Linked DNA regions of Homo sapiens: region 1 is linked to region 2. The links are chromatin loops, found by intact Hi-C in ENCODE. Cell type or tissue: ascending aorta. All regions are shown on one strand. Links, peaks and the distances in the headings refer to the core of each region. The heading gives the core; the rest is flanking DNA.

What was found. A loop is a pair of places that touch in the nucleus more often than their neighbours do. Peaks named below come from ENCODE experiments on the same cell type or tissue, not always from the same donor. Only the 100,000 strongest peaks of a DNase experiment are listed, where the experiment ranks them.
Region 1: a loop joins it to region 2, with 3 times the contacts of the local background. A loop is called at or near these places in 5 of 110 quality-filtered maps.

The regions. Positions count from the first base shown.
Region 1 is chr1:33,894,332-33,900,953 of GRCh38, reverse strand. All of the region lies in intron 5 of CSMD2 (CUB and Sushi multiple domains 2), which reads left to right. Among named protein-coding and RNA genes, the nearest start is that of CSMD2-AS1, 29 kb to the right of the region's middle. In ascending aorta, for the core only: no CTCF peak of the experiment used is centred there; a DNase peak (open chromatin) is centred at 3,313; H3K27ac peaks cover 2,124 bases.
Region 2 is chr1:33,759,287-33,765,908 of GRCh38, reverse strand. All of the region lies in intron 13 of CSMD2 (CUB and Sushi multiple domains 2), which reads left to right. Among named protein-coding and RNA genes, the nearest start is that of HMGB4, 100 kb to the left of the region's middle. In ascending aorta, for the core only: no CTCF peak of the experiment used is centred there; a DNase peak (open chromatin) is centred at 3,648; H3K27ac peaks cover 4,033 bases.

The DNA.
Region 1 (6,622 bases), core at 767-5,766, 140 kb before region 2:
AAAGTAGGCTTTGATGCAATCTGTCCTCTTTGAGTCTCTATCTGCCTTCCTCCTGCCTTAATATACCTTCAACAGTATAATCACTTTGAGAGCTACCATGTTTCAGGCACTGTACTAAGGTTTTTATATGCATGGTCTCATTTAATGTTTACAAAACTCTTTTTTTTTTTTTTGAGATGGAGTTTTGCCCTTGTTGCCCAGGCTGGAGTGCAATGGCATGATCTCAGCTCACTGCAACCTCTGCCTCCCGGGTTCAAGCAATTCTCCTCACCTTAGCCTCCCCAGTAGCTGGGATTACAAGTGCCTGCCACCACACCTGGCTAATTTATTTGTATTTTTAGTAGAGACAAGGTTTCACCATGTTGGCCAGGCTGGTCTTGAACTCCTAACCTCAGGTGATCCACCTACCATGGCCTCCCAAAGTGTTGGGATTACAGGCGTGAGCCATTGCGCCCAGCCACAAAACTCTTGTAAAATAATAATATTATCATAAAGAGATTAAGAAACCTGATGTAATATAGCTAGTAAGTGTCCGAGCCAGAAATTGGATCCCCATCATCTGGACTCTAAATCCTGATCTACCCCTCTTTCTCTTCTGCTCCTCTGGGATCTAATTCATTTTCTTTCCTGACACCAAGGAGGGCACCATGGAGCATAGATAGCATTTGGACTCAATGTTGGGTTCAAATACCAATTCTGCTACCAACTAATCGTGTGACCTCAGTTAACTTTCTGACCCTCTCAAGGCCTTTCATACAGTTATAAGAAATAATTGGGCACAGAAGACTTTGAACAGCCCCAGATTCCCAGCTTGTAAATCCAGCTTGTGTCCTTCTTCTGCCCTTTCATGGTTACAGCACCTGGAAGGGCTTTCCTCCCCTCCTCCCCTGCCCCTCTCACCCTGCTCCCAGAGCCTCCCAGCATATGCTCCGTGCAGACAGCTACACACAGCTTCTTTCAGAGGTTTAAGGTCCTGTGGGTCTTGGCCTCTGCAGTTGATAAGTCAGGGAGGCAGCTTCAGGCTGACCGAGGCAGAGGCCACAGCAAGAGGTTGTCATGTCTCCTTGGGCCAGGCAGCCCTGAGGTCCCAGGGCCATTTGGCAGTACCCTGAAGGGCACATGGGGAAAGTCGGGGTTGAACAATAATGGCTTTTACTCTTCTCTCACAGCAAGTCACTTAGCTTTCTGAACTTCAGTTGCCCTAGTTTTATAAGGCAGGTGATGGGTCCTCACCACCCTCACTGTAACCTGCTGGGAACATGCAGATTGGTGTACAGAGACCTCCTAATTTTTCACATATAAATCCAACCCCACAGATTCCCTTCCAGTGGGATCTGCCTCCTAAGGTGATTTTTCTGGAACTGAGAGGGTTTTAAGGAAGAAAATACAATTACTATGTGTAGGGTACCAACGACATGCCAGGAGTCTACACTGATTTTTCCTTTGTGCCTTTAAGCAACTCTGAGAACCCGAGACTCAGTGAGGTCATTTACCCAAGGTCACAGAGCTAGGAAGTTGCAGCCTGAAGCCAGGGCCCTTTGCCTCCCAACCTCTGCTCTTTCTGCCCCTCTGGATTTTGGAGGTTGGAAAGAGACCTTGGGTATCCTGGAGAGATGGCCCTGGGCCTATGCCATTGGCTTCAGCTTCTTCCCCCTGGGGCTGCTTTTGGGCCTTGGGCTGTGGTTGGTTGATGTGGGCTGGCTTCACAGATAGCCAGGCTCATCGAGGCCTTGGCTCCCACATCCTGCCAGCTCCCTAGATGCCAGCCCTGGTGAGCGTGGGACAGACTGCCATCAGCGTTCCCCTTTCAAGAGAGCCCTGTCAATGCAGATAAATGGCCCGTGTCATTTAGCCACATCCGTCACGTCCTTCTCGTTGCTGGTCTGTGGCCTGAGTTGTCCAGATAACCCTTTTCATTTAGTGTTGTCTTTATGGATGCCACAGAGGTCTCCGGGCAATGACAGCCCAGCCTTTGCACCGACCAGGAAGAGTCACAGGCAGGCCTGCTTCCTGACTTCTGTTTGCTGTCTGTTTGGCTCTCACAATTATTGGAATCTGTCAAGCTCCATCAAGTGACATTTTTCACATGAGGGCAAGTGTCCTTCAGGCCTCACTCTGAGCTGGGAATGACATCCTGGACGCTGACGTGGCCTCCATCTTTCCACCAGCGGTTTCCTTCACAGTTGCCAAGCTTCCTTCAGCCCTGGCTCAACAGTGCCCTCCTAAGCTTCCCCCTCAATGCCCTCAGTCCCTCTTTTTGTAATTACCCTTTCCCCAGCCCCACATTCCCCTGGTGCCTTAGCAAGTAATTACCTTCATAGGGAAGTTGACAAGTCTCTGGCGACTCCTAGCCCCGGCTGGAAAAGATTCATTATTCTGTGTCTGGAAATAACCAGCCCCATCAGCACAGGGGCTGAGATAACACCAGTGTAAAAGTTCTTTATTCAGGGGGATTAATTAGGATTCCTTATTAAAGATCCAATTAGGCAAAAGGGCATTTTTATCTGTGATAGTCAGCTGCTCCTATTTTTCTAAAGCTGTAACTCTTAAGTTTTTTTAAAAAAGGAAAAAGCAGGGGGTTGTGTTTTTGTCTAAAACAATTCACTCTTTCATTGTCAGCTATGTCTTCATCAGGATGTGAAAATAGATTTTCTCATTCAATTTGCAGTGCTTTATCTCTTCGGAGTCTGGCAATGACTCCACGATATCCCTTCAACAAGAACCGCAACTCAGATGGGCTGTTGGGGAGTGGGATGTTTGGTTATCATGACTGCAAGAGAAATAGTAATAGCATTTTTTAGCAACCTGACTCCATGAGCTGGCAGGAAATGCCATCTCTGCCATGTAATGTCTGTGTGACCTTAGGCAAGTCCCTTCACCTCTCTGAACCTCAATGTCCTCCTCTCTCAATCTAACTCCAAGGATCAGGATAAGGGTTTAATTGGGGCAATATTACAAAGTGACTAGGAACCCAGGGTCTTGACTGAGACCACCTTACACCCACACTCACAAGCCATGTTGACTTCTGAACCTTGGTTTCCTCATCTGCAAAATGGGAGGGAAATACCTCCTCCGTCGGGTCTCTGGGAGAATTGAGGGAGATAACATTTGTGGAACCACCTTGCCCATGGAGGGCCCTTGATACATGTTTATCAAACCTGAATCAACTCATTTTGTATTTCCCTCAAAGACGCTCAGTGAGGTTCCCTGGAGTGAGCTGTTGCCGCTCCCCATCTCAGGTGAATTGAGCTCATTTTGTCCCTGGTAGTGCCTGGGTGATTCCACAGTACAGTGAGGCTGAGACTCCTGGCTCTGTTGTCACCCGGCTGTGTCCTCAGTTGCTCCCCACGGAAGCAGTGCTGGCTGCAGGAGGGGTGACCTCTTGACCTCAGTCATGATGTGGACATACACAGTATGAACCCACAGGTTTTTACTTGCATTGTTAAAGACAGCAGCAGCAGCTTGTTTACCCCAGGAAAGAAAGCCCTGGAGAAATAAAATAATCTGGCTTCCAGAAAGTTCAACAGAAAGTGTTTTGTCCAGTTGCCAGATTCCACAGATGAGGAAATTGAGTCCCAGCATCACTCAGCAAACATGTGGCAGAGCCAGGGCAGAATCGAAGCTCTTCATGTCTGATCCAGATCTGTTTCCACCACCTTCAATGTTTGCTGGCCACCTAGCACTGAGCCGGCGTTTGTAGACTTCACATGAGAGGGTCACAGCAGCACCTGGCTCCAGCAGGATCTGAATCCACATAAACCCTACTTCATGTGGTGTTCCTCACCTGTCTGCCTGTCCTGGCTCCTCATTGCTTGTGCCTCAGTGCCTCAGTTTACCCCATAGAGGAGCCACTTTAGCTTCTGGTTCATCTTCTCACCTTTCCACAATACTGTTTTGGCCTGAATACCCTCTTTTACAGGCTTGCCCCCTGTAACCCTGCCCCCTCCACCACGGCCTCTGTGACCTTACCTTCTCCTACCCTCCCTCTTATTCCCTTCCCCAGCCACAATGGCTTCCTTGCTGGTCCTTAGATGCCACGCGTGCTCTTCCCACCTCAGGGCCTTTGCACGTGCTTTCCCCTCTGCTTGGAATCCTCTCCCCCTGAGATATCCACACATCTGACTCCCTCCCCTATTTCAGGTGCCACCTTTAAGATCATATGCACAGTGAGGCCTTCCCCAATCACCTATTTAAAATGGCAGATGCCTCCTCCCAGTCAGTAGAGTGTCTGCCCATGTTTGCTCCTTCTCAGCCAGATCCTCACACTTCAAAGTGTGCCTAGCTCATAGGGAGCCTGGAAGTTGGGAGTTCAACCCCTCTTCTTGGTTCCAGTCCTGAAAGCCCTGTTGCTCCACAGCCATCATTCTCCTTCGCCAGATGAAGAAACTGAGGCACAGGTGGGTGGCATGTGACTTGCCAAAGTCACCCAGGGAGTTAGTGTCACAGGAGGGACTGCTGGGGTAATCTTAAAACAATGGTAAAAATAGTTGTACTTGTGGGGTTATTTATATCTCTCTACCTGGTTTGCCCTGAATCTTGGTGTGACCTCACCAGGTGATGTCCTCAAGCTTCACCGAGGCCTCCAGTATGTGGCCATGTGTAAGACCCATGTCACAGAAACAAATGGTCCTACTGCAAAAATGTGCTGATGGAAGAGAACACAGTCTGTGCTGAGAACCAAGAAATCCTCTCCCCCTCGCTACTCCCCTCCTTACCCTCCTACCCCCTCTGCCAATTCCCCCATCAAATAATTCCTGATAATGAAGTTAGGATGATTCATTGGTTTTCTGATGAGCATGAATTCATCATCAAAATCTACATATTTCAGTCCCCTGATATGTGCTCTCATATTCCTAACCTGATTAATATGTAAAGTGCTTTATCCTGTGACTTAACAAAAGAAAACTCAGCTTGGATTTAGGGACCTGCAAGCCTCCCAGACTCTGGGGTTCTGGGAAGCGTGGGGAGATGCCACTGCTTCCGTCTTGGAGGAGATGACGGTATCTCATCAGGGACTGGGTCAAGGTGCCAGCAGGTGCTACAGTTGAGAGGGGAGTTGGTTGCTCAGGACCAGGCCCTGGGATGCCTGAGCACTGCGGCTTCAGACCCCTCATCCCATAACCCAGAAAGACCTGGCTGCAAAGTTGTTTAATATTCACAACCCCACAAACTCATGGGGGCTGGGAACAGCCTGCATCCCATGCCTAGGGACCCGGATGAGATGCGGCATCCCCCTCTCAGCCTTTCTGGAGGGCGGCCAGTGTAGCCTGCCACCTTTCTGCCAAGGCCACTTAAGCCATATCCCTGCACCAAGTCCCCCTGCCTCTCCAGAGGGCGGGCTCAAGCTCTGCATGAATGCCTCAAGCCGCGCTTCCCCAGCCACCACCCGTGGGGTGGCCCTGCTGCTGCTAACCTTTTGTCTTACCCATGATTCCCTCAATATAAGGTCCAGCCTCCCAAACCTCTGTCACTTCATCCACCATACATCCCCATCCGCTCTACTACCAATTTTGGCCCACACCTCCTTGGACTCAGACCATTTCCCAGTACCCCCATGTAGGGCCAATCCCTGCCTCTTTCACCCCTGACCCACAAACCCATACACCCTGCAGGCATTCCCACCAGGTGCTCTGTGCCTGTATCATGAGAAGCTGTTTGCCTAGAGGGCTCTAAGGTCAGATGTGGATTCAAAGCTCTGCTCCGGGATTTGGGGAAGCTATTTAACCTCTCTGAGCCTCGGTTTCTTTAGCTTTAAAACAATGCTATCAGGAATAATAATTTATATTTCTTAGGGCTGTTGTCAATTTCAAATTAGCATTAAGCAGAGAATCTAACATACAACATGTAGGTAACACTCAATAATGTAGCGATTATTGATATTCATCCTCATGGCCACTGACTGAGGTGGGCAAGAATTACTTCAATTTTTCTGATGTGGAAGTGGAAGCTCAAAGATGTTGGGGTTGGATGTGGTTGACAGGAGCAAAGCAGCACCTCTTCTCCACAGAAGTACCTGGGGCATCTTGGGGGAAAAGGATTTGGGACCCTGTGGAAGACAGGATACCTGAGAGGAGACTTGCCCTGCAGGAGATGGGGACCCAGTCAGTGACCCGGATGCCCCAACAAGACAGAGGTCCCAGAAGAGGGCTGCTCCTAGGCATATTATGTGTCTGATGCTGGAGTTCTTGCCCCTCTGGAACCAGGGTATTTTCCAAGTTTGGGTTCCCCAAAAGCAGGCCTGAGACAAGGGTTCAAGCACAAGTGTTCTATTAGGAAGCACAGGTGACACTAGCAGATAAGAGGGACATAATACAGGGAAGAGACTGTAGCTAATAAAGGGTGGTCATACCAGCTACCACAATGGGGGTCTGGGCCATAATCCCACAGGGACACTCTAGGAAACCCAGGTCTGCAGAACCCAGATCTTAGAATTATCCCACCCAAGGAATGAGGGAGCTGAGGTATTTATACACCAATTCCTGAAAGTCATTGAATGAGGGCTGCTCCTGAGGGGTTATTAACTCCCTAGCCCTTCCAGCCTGCTGTGCACATGGGCAAAGTGGCCTAGCATTGGGGGAAAAAAGCCTTCGAGCACAGGGATGCAGACACTGGGAGCTTGCAG
Region 2 (6,622 bases), core at 999-5,998:
AGGGACATGGGGCATTTGCTGTTTCCAATCCCTGTATAGTGACTACTGGTACTGACATGTGGCTACTGAGGTGTTGGTATTCTTTCCCAATTTGAAGGCATTCTTTCTACATTGTGTATAGAAATTCTTTGTGGTATTTGATATATGTATTTTCCCAACCTCATTTTCCCTATTTATTTTCTATTTTTCATTGTATAGTTGTCTTACATTTCTATATAAACAAGTCTCTCAGTATTTGTGATTTATTTTCAAAGCTGACAAAGTTATTCTGCCATGGATCTGAGAAACAGTTCGTTCTATTTTTGGTTATTTGTCAGTAATTTGATTTTTTAAAATATAATTTGTTACTCCATCTGGAGTTTACTTAGATGAATGTATAATATTGTCCAAACTATTATGCAGTTTTCCAACACAATTTATTAAGTAATTCATTTCCCTTTTGATTTGAGGGAAATGAATTGTTTTATTACATACTGAATCCTCAAATGTAGTTAAGTCTATTTCTTGAGTCACCACTTTGTTCTGCTGCTCTATTTCTATCTTAGCACTGGTATTGAATAATTTTAATTGTTGTTTTATAATGTGTTCTAATATCTGGCAGAGCTAGAAACAACTCCTTCCTCCCTGAATTATTTTCTCTTTCAGAATATTCATTGTTATTCTCATCTGTTTGTTGTTCAAGATTAATTTTAGAATCATTTTGTCAGAGTAAAAAAAACATCCTATTGGGATTTTTGTATGTGCACTCCTGTTAAAATATAAATTAACTTGAAGAAAATAGGCATTTTTATAATACACAGCCCTCATATCCAGACACATGTTTTTGTTCGCCTACTTCCGTCTTTCTAAATATAACAGCTCCATGGTTTTCTTCATATAGGTCACATGCATTGCTTCGCATACATTGCTTGTCACCTTTATTCTTAAATAGGCAGGTACTTTTTTCATTTCTCCTCCCACCCTGACCTCAATGCCACATGCACAGGTGAAGCATGCTCTATTTTCCCTCCCCTCTATGGCTGAAACCTAGTGTTCCCTGTAAACATACAATCCCAGATTTTCCAGGACAAATGCAATTTCAAACATCATTTCCCTTGGCCCAGAAAATATGATCACAATAGCTAGAGTCCTTGGAAATTGCCTTTTTCAAATGATCAGAGCCAGAGTTGGGATCAGCAAAGATTTAAATGCATCAGCCTCAGCATGAGGGATAATATTCCTGGGAACTGTTTGTGATTAGGCCAGGGACCGTGATCGGTGTGAGCTTCCTCTGCTTAATGTAACATTCCCCTCATTTCTCTAGACTTCTTTCAAGGTTTCATTGACCTACAGATAGCCCCAGAAAATAAACAGGGAACTTAGGAAGTCCCAGGTCTCCCTCCCTCTGTTATCCAGTCCTCAAGAACCTGAACACTGAAGACCTGTGGTTTCCCTTTGCTAGTGGCAGGCAGAGCAGGGGGTGCCCGCTCTGCAGAATTCTCCCAGTGATCTGAAGGGGACGTCGCCTTGAGTGGAAAGTCAGGGGTGGTAGCAGGATGGGGGAGGGTCTGTATCTGCTACTGTACTGGAGAATGGGCACTAGTCATAGCTATGAAGCGTCCCAGGGCCATGGGGCAGCCTGGGAAGTGTATGCCAGAGTTGAGGGAGTCCAGGGCTGAAAGAGCTGACCCTGGATGAAGGAATGGGTCACAAAGGAGGCTGCTGGTGTTGCCTCTCAGAATGTACAAGGAGGTGGAGTCAATTCTTGTCCTACCAGGCCAGTATGGGTCATATCATTGCCTGTTACCTTTGTTTTCAAATAGGCAGATACTTTATGGGGGAAGGAAGATTCTGGATTGACTCATGTCCTCACCCAAGGGAATAGGGTGTATCCCGGCAAAGTATATCCTTGACCCATCCAAAGGCTTCAGTCTCCAAAAAGAGACTTCAGTCTCACAGCAGAGACTAGAGAGGAAACCATGAACCAGAATAGAAGCCCAGTCCTTGGACTGGGGCATACATATTGAAGAAGGGTTAGCAGGAGAGGGAGATCCTAAAACTGAGTGGGCCTATATGTATGCTGGGCTTCTCACAAGCCCACCAGTTACTGGCTCTGTGCAGCCACACACATCTCACCCCAACAGTTTGTAGGACTAGAACTTCCCAAAGTACCATCATGCTTAGCTGGGCTTGGCTTAGAATCTGGCTGTAAGAACCAAGCCCGTGGGATCCAGCTCTTCAGTGTACCTGGCCAGGGTGAAATCAGGCAGACTGAAGGGATGGCTCACGAAGGAGGCTCCCAGCATTTCCTATCAGGATGTCCAAGGAATTAGTCAACACTTTCCCTGCCAGGCCAGTGTGAGTCACATACATCACTTGTTTCCTTTATGCCTAAACAGTCAGGTACTTTATAGGAGAAGGAAGTGTCTTTGGTGGCCCTGCGTGGTCTAAAGTAGACCCAAACCCAGCTAACCATTAGAATCACTCATAGGCCTTTTAAAATACAAAATTCTTGGCCTTGTCCCCCAAAATTCCAATTCAGTAGGTCCAAAATGGGGCCTAGGAATTGTAGTTCTAAAAAACTCCTAGATGATCTAGACATTAGGTCATATTTCTGAACAACTAGTATGGAACACATACTGTATGCCAGTTGCTTGGGGAAAGTTTTGTGTCAGTTCTGTGAGGTTTGGTCCCTTGAATTTGTCTCTTGAATTCCTTTCTTGAATTCCTCTGGGCTAATGGGAAGGCTTGAGCTCTTGGATTACATCATGCCAAGAGACTTTTTTCCTAGCTAATACTTGTGTCATGCCAAGATACATGGGGTTGTGATACATGTGGTGATACGTTGTGTTCATATGCTGTTGCTATTAAGTTGGCCAGGCTGAGCTGCCATAACTCAGTTATTAGGATGATTGTAGTCTCCCAGGGTCCGTGGGATGTTGACCTCCATGTTGGTATCCCATCAAGGAGTGAGATGCATGGTCCAGTACTCCCACATTACAACTTGATGTTTTTCATTTAATTTAAATGCAGCAAAATGTGGAAGGGAGTGGGTACTATGTACTGGCCATTACACTCAGCACCGGGCAAGTGATGAAGATGATTCAAACATGGTTCTTGCCCTCCAAGAGCTCATAGTCTAGTGAGTAAGATAAGCATGTGCTTTTATTTTAAAGCAGTCTCTGAATTATTGCACATAGATGTGGTCACAAAGTGCTACCAGAATGTAGAGGAAGAAAAATTCATTCCAACTGGCAGATTTTCAGAAGTCTTCTTGGAAGATTGTAGCACAGGCAAAAATTTCAGTCCAATCCAACCCAGGAATCTGTCCAAAACCAAACTGTGAACACAGTTTAATCCAAGGCCCAGTTCAAAGGCCTTATTCCAGCTAAGAGTCCTGGTCCAAGGTATATTAGGACCACAGCTACCTGCGTGGAAGAGGAACTGGGAAAACTGGTCAAGCTTTAGGAGTCTAATCCTGGGCTGTGACCTCTACTTATAGGGGAATGAGGTATCTCTGTCATTCTCATTTCAGCTTTCACCTTTGGGATCAAGCCAACAGGCTCTGTTTTCTCTGTAAAATATCCAAAGTTGTGTGTATGCATTCTCCACTGTGCTCTGCCATGCCTGACTCAGAGAGCTGTGGAGGCCAACAGAGTTTCCCCAGCCAGGGTCTGTTTTCACAGCTGCTGGCTCAAAAGCTGGAGCTTGAAGTTCTATCAATACCCCAACCCTGTTCTTTGAGCCTCTTGGTGAATTTGTCATCTTACTTGAACATATGTGCATTACTATCAGCCCTCAGTGATGTGGGTGTCCTCAGACTCTGTGGTCCTCGGGGAAGGCACTACATACCTTTTCTAGGGCTTGGCTTTCTAAGAGGGCCTTGGGTTACCCCCTCTTGTGTTGATTGGCCCTTCCTCTAGGCCTTATGTACAAGAGCAATCTTTTGGGTGACTCAGGGGAGGTGGGTTCAGAGAAAAGGCTCCTGGCCCTAGGCTACCTGATCAACTCTCATCTTGCTCTGGGACTTAGATCAGACTCCCCCATGGTCTTGCAGGGAGCTCCCCCAGGCTACCTGTAAACTCCCTTGGATTATCGTGTTTCCCCTGGAAGAAAATCCAAATGTACTTCCTTGTGTCATGGAGAACAATCAGCATGTATTGTTTTCCAGTCTTCAGTGGGTGGTGGTCTGAGGCATGAATGGACCATGGCAGTTCTAGACTCCTTGAGTGAGGATGCTCTGACGAACAGGCTTAGAATGCATGATGGAGCTCTCTAACAGAGCTCAGGGGCTCAAGTGAAGAGGACAGGCCCTGAGTGCCTCAAAGACCCAGGGACCTGGGCCTACAGTCCTGAGAACATCCCCTGAGTTGTTGAAGATGTGATCCACACCCTTCCTTGAATTCCTCTGGGCTAATGGGAAGGCTTGAGCTCTTGGATTACATCATGCCAAGATACTTTTTTCCTAGCTAATACCTGTGTCTGGCTGACCAGATTAATAAGAGCAGCTGAAGCTAACCTTAGCTGGGCATAGAGACCATCTGGGATCTGCCCATGTAGGAAGAATAGGACGCTACGAGTATCACTCATAGGATCCTGGGGGCTGGGTGCAGGCAGCTGTGGGATCTCACAGGAGAGAAGCACTTTTGAGTAGCCTTTGCTTGGGACATGGAAAGACTGGGTCATCAGGACTTCCATCTGTTCCCCAACATGTCACAGTTCCTCAGAATCTCACAGTGAGACTCAAGACTGACAGAATATCCAACACTCAAGTGAAGGGCTGTTCAGTACCAGGTACCCCCATGCAGCTGACAGTGCCTCTCCTTTCTAAGGTTATCTGCCCACAGATCTGCTCACAGAAGGTGCCTCACCAGGTCACAGTTGGCAGTCGAGCAGTCAGTCATTCCTGCAAATGGGGAGTTTTGTCAGAATCTTCTGGACTTGGAGTTACCTGTTCATTCCTTGAGGAGAGGAGGGACTGAGGATCAAAGAGCAAACCTTTTGGCCTGGGGTCTTGCTGGATTGAGGGTGTGGTAAGGGAGAAGTGGGGAGACACCACTTTTGCTGCCTTAGTAGGCTGATTAAGACTAGGAGATACACCAAGCAGAAGCATGCGTGGAGACAGCCATCAGCAGCAGAGTGGGGATGTCCCTCTTGTTTCAAATTCAGCCAAAATTGAATGTATACCTTCCCTGAGCCCAGCACAGTGCTGTGTTCCATGCCTTCACAAACTTCATTGCGTTGAGTCTTCACAACAAAGCTGTAATTTAGAAGTTATTAATCCCATTTTTATATATGAGGGGAAAGACTCAATGATGTAAAGTACCTGCCCTCTTCCTTCCTCCCAAATGCGTACAGCTAATAAGTGAAAAATACATGCAAACCCCCAATTTTTAGAAGGATTCATATTTGCTCCAACTTTGGCATGGTGGCTTGGTCTGGCTACGTATATTTTCCAAAGAACTTATGGTCTGTTTTCAAGGTAAAAGCTGAGCCCCAAGAGTGTGGACTCAGCTACTTCCCAGTAGCATAGGGCAGGAGGCCTTTTTTGTGCTTTGTTCCATAAGGTATCAGAATCTTTCCTGTGAGCTGGGGATATGAGTTCCTCAGCCAGCCACTGAGGAATGCATGAAAATCCCAGTGCAGAGCCTGGCCTTGGGAAAGACCTCTAAACATCTCAATGAAGAGGGCCTAAAGGCCGGGGTAAGCACCTGGAATGGTTTGGTGGGGACAATGCATTATTCCAGAGGTGTGGCAAGAATCAGTCATGGCCACAGGGTAATTCCAGGCAGTGGGTAATTTCCAAAGGTTATGCTGATGAACAGTCATGTAATTTATACCAAGAACCTAGCCAACCTCTATGGGATACAGGTAACAGGGTCCAGCCATAGAGGGCAAGAACTTAGCAATCATCAGACCCCTACCAATGAGCTTCAGTTTAGGATTCCAGTTCCAGAGGGGATTGAGTTGTGAATGAGGAACTTGAAGCAAAAGCTAGTTTCATGAATAGCTGCTACCATGAGTAGGGTGACAATATATCCCTATTTGCTTGGGACAATCCCAGTTTACATCTTTTGTTCTAGGTAATTATCCATAGTGCCATCTTTCATTCTCAAAACCAGTTTGGGCAATATGTTACGTGGGTACCCTAACATGCCAAAGACCTCATGCCAAGAAAGGAATTGGGCCTCAGTGATTGATTTGAATGCCATGCCAAGAGGGATCTGAGTCAGAGGTCTATGAGGCTATATATAGTGGTTTATCTTTTTTTTCTTACTTGTCACTGACTTGAAACTCAAGCTCTGGGCTGGGCACAGTCGCTCATGCCTGTAATCCCAGCACTTTGGGAGGCCAAGGCAGGCAGATCACGAGGTCAGGAGATCGAGACCATCCTGGCTAACACCGTGAAACCCCATCTCTACTAAAAATACAAAAAATTAGCCGGGCATGGTGGCGGGCGCCTGTAGTCCCAGGTACTCAGGAGGCTGAGGCAGGAGAATGGCGTGAACCCGGGAGGCAGAGCTTGCAGTGAGCAGAGATTGCGCCACTGCACTCTAGCCTGGGTGACAGAGAGAAACTCTGTCTCAAAAAAAAAAAAAAAAAAAGAAAAAAAAAGAAAAGAAACTCAAGCTCTGTATGATTA